Regions from separate parts of the Homo sapiens genome. Here region 1 is linked to region 2. The links are chromatin loops, found by intact Hi-C in ENCODE. Cell type or tissue: IMR-90. All regions are shown on one strand. Each heading gives the region's core, and the rest is flanking DNA. Links, peaks and the distances in the headings are about the cores only. Region 1 overlaps MME (membrane metalloendopeptidase). Region 2 overlaps LINC01487 (long intergenic non-protein coding RNA 1487).

What was found. Hi-C counts contacts between places; a loop is a spot of excess contacts. Peaks named below come from ENCODE experiments on the same cell type or tissue, not always from the same donor. Only the 100,000 strongest peaks of a DNase experiment are listed, where the experiment ranks them.
Region 1: a loop joins it to region 2, with 3 times the contacts of the local background. A loop is called at or near these places in 1 of 110 quality-filtered maps.

What each region holds. Positions count from the first base shown.
Region 1 is chr3:155,086,628-155,091,029 of GRCh38, forward strand. All of the region lies in intron 3 of MME (membrane metalloendopeptidase), which reads left to right. Among named protein-coding and RNA genes, the nearest start is that of MME, 8.5 kb to the left of the region's middle. In IMR-90, for the core only: no CTCF peak of the experiment used is centred there; a DNase peak (open chromatin) is centred at 2,564; H3K27ac peaks cover 577 bases.
Region 2 is chr3:155,241,415-155,245,816 of GRCh38, forward strand. LINC01487 (long intergenic non-protein coding RNA 1487) reads left to right here. Exons shown (of 3, transcript NR_125399.1): 2 at 64-211; 3 at 1,487-1,710. Among named protein-coding and RNA genes, the nearest start is that of LINC01487, 2.7 kb to the left of the region's middle. In IMR-90, for the core only: no CTCF peak of the experiment used is centred there; DNase peaks (open chromatin) are centred at 357, 1,157 and 2,227; H3K27ac peaks cover 440 bases.

The sequences.
Region 1 (4,402 bases), core at 127-4,126, 150 kb before region 2:
TTCTTTCTTCAAGAAAAAGGAAGGTGGTAGCTGAGGGCAGCACCTGGGATATGAACACAATATTTGTGTCCTTTAACAAGAGATTCTAAACCTCCTTTCTAACATCTATGTGTCTTATAAGAAATAAATAAACTGTTCCAAATAATTTTAACCATTTTCTGCTGGATATTTTTAATTTTATTTATTTATTTATTTGAGGCAGGATCTTGCTCTGTCACCCAGGCTGGAGTGCAGTATTGTGATCACAGCTTACTGCAGCCTTGATCTCCTGGGCTCAAGGCATCCTCCTGCCTGAGCCTCCTGAGTAGCTGGGACTATAGGCACCTGCCACCATTCCTGGCTAGGTTGTGGGTTTTTTGTTTTTTTTGTTTTTTTTTGTTTTTTTTTTTTGTAGAGACAGGGTCTCACTATGTTGCCCAAGCTTGGTCTTGAACTCCTGAGATCAAGCAGTCCTCCTACTTGTCTTCCCAAAGTGCTGGGATTACAGGCATGAGCCACTGCACCCAGTCTTGGATATTCTTTACTTGGATTTTTGTTATTCACTGAACTTTGCAAAAAAATGACGGGAAAATATCTGGCAATTCTAGGTTATAGTCTAATATCCTGAATCTGTGCCCTTTGGTTTTTTTTTTTTTTTGTATCGTTTTTTGATGGATTTTTTTGCTCTGGGTCACAAGAGCAATGACTAGACACCCTGAGATGTGATGTGGGGAGCGTGAGGGAGACTTGATTTAGATGTTAGCCATTTGCTGCTCGACATAGTAAGTTTTTCCCAAAAACGAAGTTTCTTTATTCCCCAGGGAAATGGCTGCACAGGTACCTTGGCTGGGGGATCTCCGTGGTCATGTGCAAAAGTCAGCATGTGCCCAAGTTGTCAAAGTTAACGTTTACTTCCTCCCCAGATCCTCCTATGCTTCCTCTCTCTACCAGCTACCCTATTATATGCTCAGGCTGTCCTGTTTCGGGAAACTTCCACTTACATATTGACTACTAAGGGTTAATTCCTCTGTCTTTAATACACTTGACATGTCTCTTTGGTATCTTAATCTATAGATTCTCTCTTCTCTCACTATTTTTCCTTTTTCTCTTCTTTTCCTTGAATTTTATTTTCGAAGAAACTGGATTTTTTGACTAGGTAGGTGTATTTCTATAAACGACAAGTGATTTTGCCTCAGAGATCTAGGCAGGTTTTTCCTCCCAAGGAGCAATGTGACATTCAGAATCTGGAATCTTAAATGTGACTTAATGTTTAGAGATAGGATTTTTAAATAGTGTTTGGCAAGTCTCAACTCACTAAAATGTATTTAACCTGTATCCTTTAATTGTAGCTTAGAAATCAAACCAAATGTAAAACACCTTGCAGGATGTATCTTGGCAGAGAAATGTATACAATAGAAATAACTTCAGTGGTAAACAAGGTTGCTGTATAGCTGTATATTTTTCTTCATTCTGCTCTGTTGGTTCACAAGCCATTAGAATACTTGTTCACATTGGTAGTTACTATTCTTCCTAGGAGAATAAATAAGATGACACACACCCTCATGGATACACTCTGCATACTCATAAACACACACACTCGTGCGCGCACACACACACACACACACAGTCTTCTGCTGGTTAGGAAATCTTTTCTGCCACAGAAAAATACAACTATTTCTTTTAGAAGTTGTTGCAAATTAGGAAAACCCTAGAGGAAATCTTGGACAAAAGCAAGTATTAAAGAAGAGTGGCCAGAGTAGAGTAGATGGAAAGAAAAAGAAATGTGAAAAGAGAAGGCTGGGCACGGTGGCTCACGCCTGTAATCCCAGCACTTTGGGAGGCTGAGGCGGGCAGATCACCTGAGGTCGAGAGTTCAAGACCAGCCTGACCAACATGGAGAAAACCCATCTCTACTAAAAATACAAAATTAGCCGGGTGTGGTGGCGCATGCCTGTAATTCCAGCTACTCAGGAGGCTGAGGCAGGAGAATTGCTTGAACCCAGGAGGTGGAGGTTGCAGTGAGCTGAGATTGCGCCATTGCACTACAGCCTGGGCAACAAGACTGAAACTCCATCTCAAAAAAAAAAAAAAAAGAAAAGAAAGAAATATGAAAAGAGAGATGTTGAAAAAATATAAAATATCTTACCAGCAAGTCTATAGGTCACTTTAAGAGAGTGGGTGGGTTCAAACCTGAGCTCAGAAATTCTTGAGAATGGGAAAAGCAAGTATTGACACTCAGGGTGCTTACATTATATGAAAGATGGCCCCAACTTGAACCTTTCTTCCAGTGGAAGGGAATGTCATAGCAAATGTACTTATCTTTGATTCTTTGAAGTCAAGGAATACAGAAGTCAAGCCATACCAAGACAGAAGTAAAATATTGCAGAAGGCTGTTTCAAATCTGTTTGGTGTTACATATTTAAAATCTGAGCATCTAGGATTTAAATATTTATGATGTACATAAAATGATGTTTATGTATACTTTAAATTAACTTGCCTATATGTGTAATGCATCAGTATGAAAGATTACACCAGACCTAAAGTAAAACAAATACCACTTAAGAAATAACAACTTAAGGCAGGGATCAAAATGCTTCAAAGTATTATTCATCGCTTATTTACCCTATAAGGTCATCAAAAACTTAGAGTTATAAAACTTGTATGTGATTTTGCAGACTTTTCCGTGTAAGTCTGAATCCTGAAACTGATTTCCATTGCATTGTAACCTCCCTAACTTAGATTTCAAGGAATCTTGTGCTTTAAATCAGGGTTTCTCAACTCAATCACTATTGATATTTTTGTGCTAGATAATTCTTCGTTGTGGATGCTATTCTGTGTATTATAGGATATTTAGTAGCATCCCTGGCCTCTACCAACTAGATGTCCAGTAGCAGTCCTCTCCTAGTTGTGACAACCAAAAAATGTCTCTAGCCATTACTAAATGTCCCCTGCAGGCAGCACGGTCACTTATGACTGGGTACCACTGGTTTAAACGGTCTCAAGATGTTATCAATGCTTCCCTCTTAACGGTAGGCAGGATAATGGCCTCTCAAAGATATTCACACCCAATTCCCAGAGCCTCTGAATATGTTGCCTTATATGGCAACATGCCTGTAATCCCAGCACTTTGGGAGGCCAAGGCGGGTGGATCACTTGAGGTCGGGAGTTGAAGACCAGCCTGGCCTACATGGTGAAACCCCATCTCTGCTAAAAATACAAAAATCCAGGCATGGTAGCACGCGCCTATAATCCCAGAGGGAGGAGAATTGCTTGAACCCAGGAGGCAGAGGTTGAAGCGAGCCAAGATTGCACGACTGCACTCCAGCCTGGAAGACAGCGCAAGACTCTATCTCCAAAAAAAAGAAAAAGACAACAGAGAATTGAGGGGTCTGCAGAAGCATATGTTAGAAGTGTGGTCCTAAATTATCCAGAGGCCAGAGAAGCCAAGCTAAGACGTGATCAATACAGTTTACAAGAGAAAGTGGGACCACCTCCACCTGTATAGTCATGCAGGTTGTACACTGCATATTTGTCGATGGCAGCCTTGACAGACAGGCTTGTGGAACATCAAGACCTGGATGAAACACCTCTCAGAACTGTCCACTCCTTTTATTTTAATTCTGCACATACCAAGAAAACTTTTGATGATTACTTAATTATTAATACAAGGAGAGGTGGCATTCTGTTACTTGAAAGATATTTTCATCATGGTGAGATAATGCACAGCGGTCCCCTTCTTATCCTCTGAGGATCCCCCAAGACCTCAGTGGATGTCTGACACTGGACTGAACCCTATATATGCTATATTTTTTCTGTATACATACCTATGATAAAGTTTAATTTATAAATTAGACAAAGATTAATAACAATAATTAATAAAAAATAAAACGATTATAATATTATTCCAGCATCACTATTCTTATGGTTTGGGGCCATTATTAAGTAAAATAGGGTTACTTGAACACAAACACCATCATCCTGCAACAGTTGATATGATAATAATGGAGAAGGCTCCTTCGTGACTTTCATCATGCTACTCAGAATGGTGCGTGATTTAAGACATATGAGTTGTCTGTTTCTGGAATTTTCTATTTAATATATTGGACTGTAGTTGACCATGGGTAACAAACCATGGAAAGTGAAACCACAGATATGGGGGAGACTACTGTACGCACATACTGATTTAATCAGATTTGTGTGCTTTGAGCTATGACCCTGGAACTGAAATGAAGCTTGCAAATGTCTGCAAGGGCCAGATCATGGTGATGCCCTAGGTGATGCATCTTGGCAACAGCTAGCCTTCTCCTGGCTGTCACAAGGCATCTCTGCCTTCTTGCCTGTTAACACCTTGAAACCTCCATGAAGGAAAACAGCACAATTAGGTAAATACAGGAAGGACTGATGGCTAACTCATGGGGGCTAC
Region 2 (4,402 bases), core at 296-4,295:
GTGGAAATTCTAGAAAGAAATTGCCTCTTCTTCTGTTCAACTACTTCACTGTTTTGTCAAAAGTTAGCACTGCCTCTAAGGTCTCCTGCAACTCACCCACCCACCCCTCTTACTCCATGGTATTCAACTTCTAAACTAAGAGGAAAGCCCGAGCTAGAGGTCCTATGCATCAATCAGGGAAGAGATATTGAGAAGAATAAACAGAGAAACTGTAAGTGCCTGAACACTACATAAGGACAATGAATAATTGCTTGGTTCTAAGACGGGCCTGGCCTGAACAGATCAGGCCACAGTTAGCCTGTTCCCAGGACACTTGGCGGTCATTAGTCCCAGAAAAGGAATCATTGCATTTGATCCTATGAGAAGCCAAGCATGCTTTCCTGATGAAACAGCATGCCAGCAGATTAGGATATTGCTCTGAGGCAAAAGGGAACATATGGAAACTATCCTGAGAAGGATATAAAGTAATAATTACCCGACAGATTGACCCAGACAACGTAATCATTGTGGGGCCAATGTAGAAAAAGAGCATTTTATTAATATAATTTTTCTTTTTCTTTAACACAGCTAGTCATTCTTTTCAAATTATGCTGCATGGGTCCAACAAAAAGCAGCAGAAGAAATATTTGCTTTTGATTAAATGCATTGTTGGTTTCCTTAGAAAACGAAATTATCTGCAAAACATAATACATTTTAGTTGATTTACAGAAATTACCTCAAAAATGAAGCTCAAGAGAATTTCACACCAGGAATCTCAACTTTTTAAAGAAGAAAGAATAGACAAGAGTTGAAAAATCTTCTCCATAGTATCGTATGTCTGGAAAAACTTAGCACTTTTAAGAAAAAATGGCATGAATAAAACAATGGTATTAGTACTCCTTTTTTGGAAAAACATATTCACATGTATGATTTGGAGAGAACATTTGCTTTTGTCAAATGTGTCAGAGCCCTTCATTGGGTGCACTGATACTACTCATCTCAGCCTTCATGGCAGAATGATTTCTAGTAGAATCATGCCTATGCCAACCAACATTAAGGAGTTATGTGAGTTCCCTTAACATTAGCATATTTCTCTCCCTTAGGAAAGGGTATAGATGAGAGTGAATGCTAAAAAGAAGGAACCATGACACATAAACCAGACCATATGCTTGGCTCTCACTTAGAATGAATCAGAATAGTTGGAGCAATAGCACAGGCATTTGCTAAGTACCCATGCCCACTGGTCTACCAAAAACTGGTTCTCTCCAAATCACAAATGTGTATATGTTTTTCAAAAAAAAAAAGAAGACTAATACCATTGTTTTATTCATGCCATTTTTCTTAAAAATGTTAAGTTTCACCAGACATACAATATTGTGAAGAATATTTTTCAACTCGTGTCTATCCTTTCTTCTTTAAAAAGTTGAGATTCCTGGTATAAAATTCTTCTGAACTTTATTTTTGAGGTAATTTCTGTAAATAAACTAAAATGTATTATGTTTTGCAGGTATTTTTTCTCTCAACTAAAACATCCATTTTAATCAATATTTGGCAAGAAAATATATACCTGTTTCATCTTCACTGGTTATTTCCATAAACTGGAAAGAAGGACTGTCTAAATGGTAGTTATGTCCCATGAGATGTTTAAGCAAAAGGGAAAATTATACAAAAAAGAATGCCATATTTTGTCTGCGCCACCAGAATGACAATAAAAATTTATCATGCTAGAAAGTAATGCCGTGGTATCCAAACAGCAGCTGCTGAGATGTTGGTCCATACTGAGGGACCACAGCCTTTGCCTCCATGAATTCAGATGCCATCTTGTCCTTGGACTCCAAACCAAATGACATTGTTTAGACTGTACCCTAGAACCAGATATCCCTAAGAAGGCAAATTATTTGGAGAGACCTACCAAGGATTCTTATCTACTTTGGTCAGTGTTACTCAGTTTGACATTGAGTATTGCAGGGCGCTAAACAGAATTTACTTCAAGATGACTAAGGGAGCTCAGGTATTTGAATTCAGAGGGAAGAGCCACTTTATGGTGGCATCCAAAAACAAAGTAGATTCCTTGATGTAGGCTCACGCAAAATCCAACAAAATAAAAACTGGGAAACACCAGTTAAAGTATATGAATGGCTTTGATCTAACTAGCAGAAGAAGTAAACTCAGTAAGCATTTGTTATTTTAAAATGCTGAGTCACAGGTTAAAGAATGGTTTAGATAAACTCATGGTTTGTGGATTCATAATATAACCTTAAGAAAAGATGGTGATACTTAGTATACATTTTGTGGTTGATGTCAACAAGGTTAGTAATATCCTTCTGTAAAACAGGACTTGTTTCTTAGAACTGCAAAAGGACTGAAAGGTCATATAGTTCAATCTCCTAATTTTAGAGAGAGAGAAAACAAAAAGGCCTTTAGAGGCTAAGACTTGAATAAGATCCCACAGCGAGCTAATGACTCAAACTAGGTGCCAGACCAAGACACCGATTCTCAGTACTAGTACTTTTCTCCAGACCAGTATTTCCCAAATTGTGTACCTCAAATTTCTTGGTTTGATTACACACACACACACAAACACACATACACACACACCCTTATCTATCTATATATTTATATATATGTATATCTCCTTTCTTAGTGATTCACAAAGCACATTATCATATTAAAAATTCTGAGTAATCTTTCAGTAAAGAAATCTGTTTAACTTTACTAAGCTCAACTTTTCCCAAACTTATTTGACCATGAAGCCCTTTTTGCCACTCAGTAATTAATTAACATCTCATGAAACTAAATCAGGAAATGTCTGCATCAAAACCTCATTTGTATTTGTAATTATTCTATTTGGTCCACTGGTTCATTTTTTTCAACCTGGTTAATGCAAGCTAGAAATATGAGCAGCAAATAAAAATAGATTCTTAAATAAAACCCCAACAGTTTCATTCATTCAACCAACTCATCACAGTAACAGTGAAATCCCAAGGTTACATGTACATAGACCAGCTGCATGGCACAGAGCCAACGGTGATCTCTATATTTTTGCACATTTGCAAATCAGTAAAGCATTGGCCCACTTTTTTCAAAGGCAGATGGCCATAAAATTAGATGTATACCAACTGATTTAAGAAAATTTTCTTTGACACTTACAGACTTTTTTTGTATAAAACAGAAAGTGAGTATCCCATACAACAGAATTATGTCTGTAGATTTTTGTTGAATCAAGAGTACACTTAGCTTTAGCGGTGAATCTTTATCTCTAAATAAAATGGAAGGAGATTCAAGCCAATATCTTATAGAGAGTTATAAAAGCTTCATTCTATTTTAAAACCTATTCATCAGTTTCCGTGGCATTGTCATTTCACCTTTGTGAAATGAGAATATTAGGCTGTCAAACTGGTATGGAAATTCTAAAATTCTTAAGTGTTTATATAATCTTCTGGCTTAAGAAAACAGATCTGGAAAGGCATCATTTGCGCTTGTCAAATGCGGCAGAGCCTTCTCATGCTACTCATCTCATTCCTCATGGCAGAATGATTTCTAGTAGAATCATGCATATGCCAACCAACATTGAGGAGTCATCTGATTTCCCTTGAGATTAGCATATATTTCTCTCTCTCCCTTTCTCTTTCTCTCTCTTTCTCTCTCTCTCTCACACATACACACACACACACACACACACACACACAGACACACACACACACATGCGCCTGGAAGGTACTTGACAGACTCTAATGATTAATTTTATGTGCCAACTTAACTAGATCAAGGGGTGCCCACATCGCTGGCAAAACATTATTTCTGGGTATGTCTGTGAGGTTGTTTCTGGAAGACTTTAGCATTTTAATAAGTAGACTGAATAAAGAAGATCCATCCTCTTTGGATGGATGTGTCAGGCATCATCTAATCCATTAAGAGTCTGAATATAACAGAAAGGTAGAGAAAGAGCTAATTTTCTCTCTACCCCGCCCCTCCCTTCCTTGAGCTGGGACATCCAACTTCTCTTGCCCTCAGACATCAGTGCCCCTGGTTCTTGGGCCTTTGGACTCCAAGATTTACACTGGTACCTCCTTTCTTGATTTTCAGGCCTTTCCCTAACCCTCCTGGTTCTCGGTCCTTCAGCCTTGAACTGGGAGGTAAACTATCAATTCCCCTGGCTCTCAGGCCTTCAGACTTGGAGTACATTACACCATTGGCTTTCCTCGTTCACCAGCTTGTAGATGGCATATCATGGGATTTCTCAGCCTCCATAATCTTGTGAGCAAACTTCCATAATGTGTGTGTGTGTGTGTGTGTGTGTGTGTGGTGTGTGTATGTACACATATCCTATTGATTCTGTTCTCTAGAGAACACTGACTGATACAGACTTTGGTACTGATGGTGGTTCTTAAAGAAACAGAATTTCTTTTCTGTTTTTCTGAAT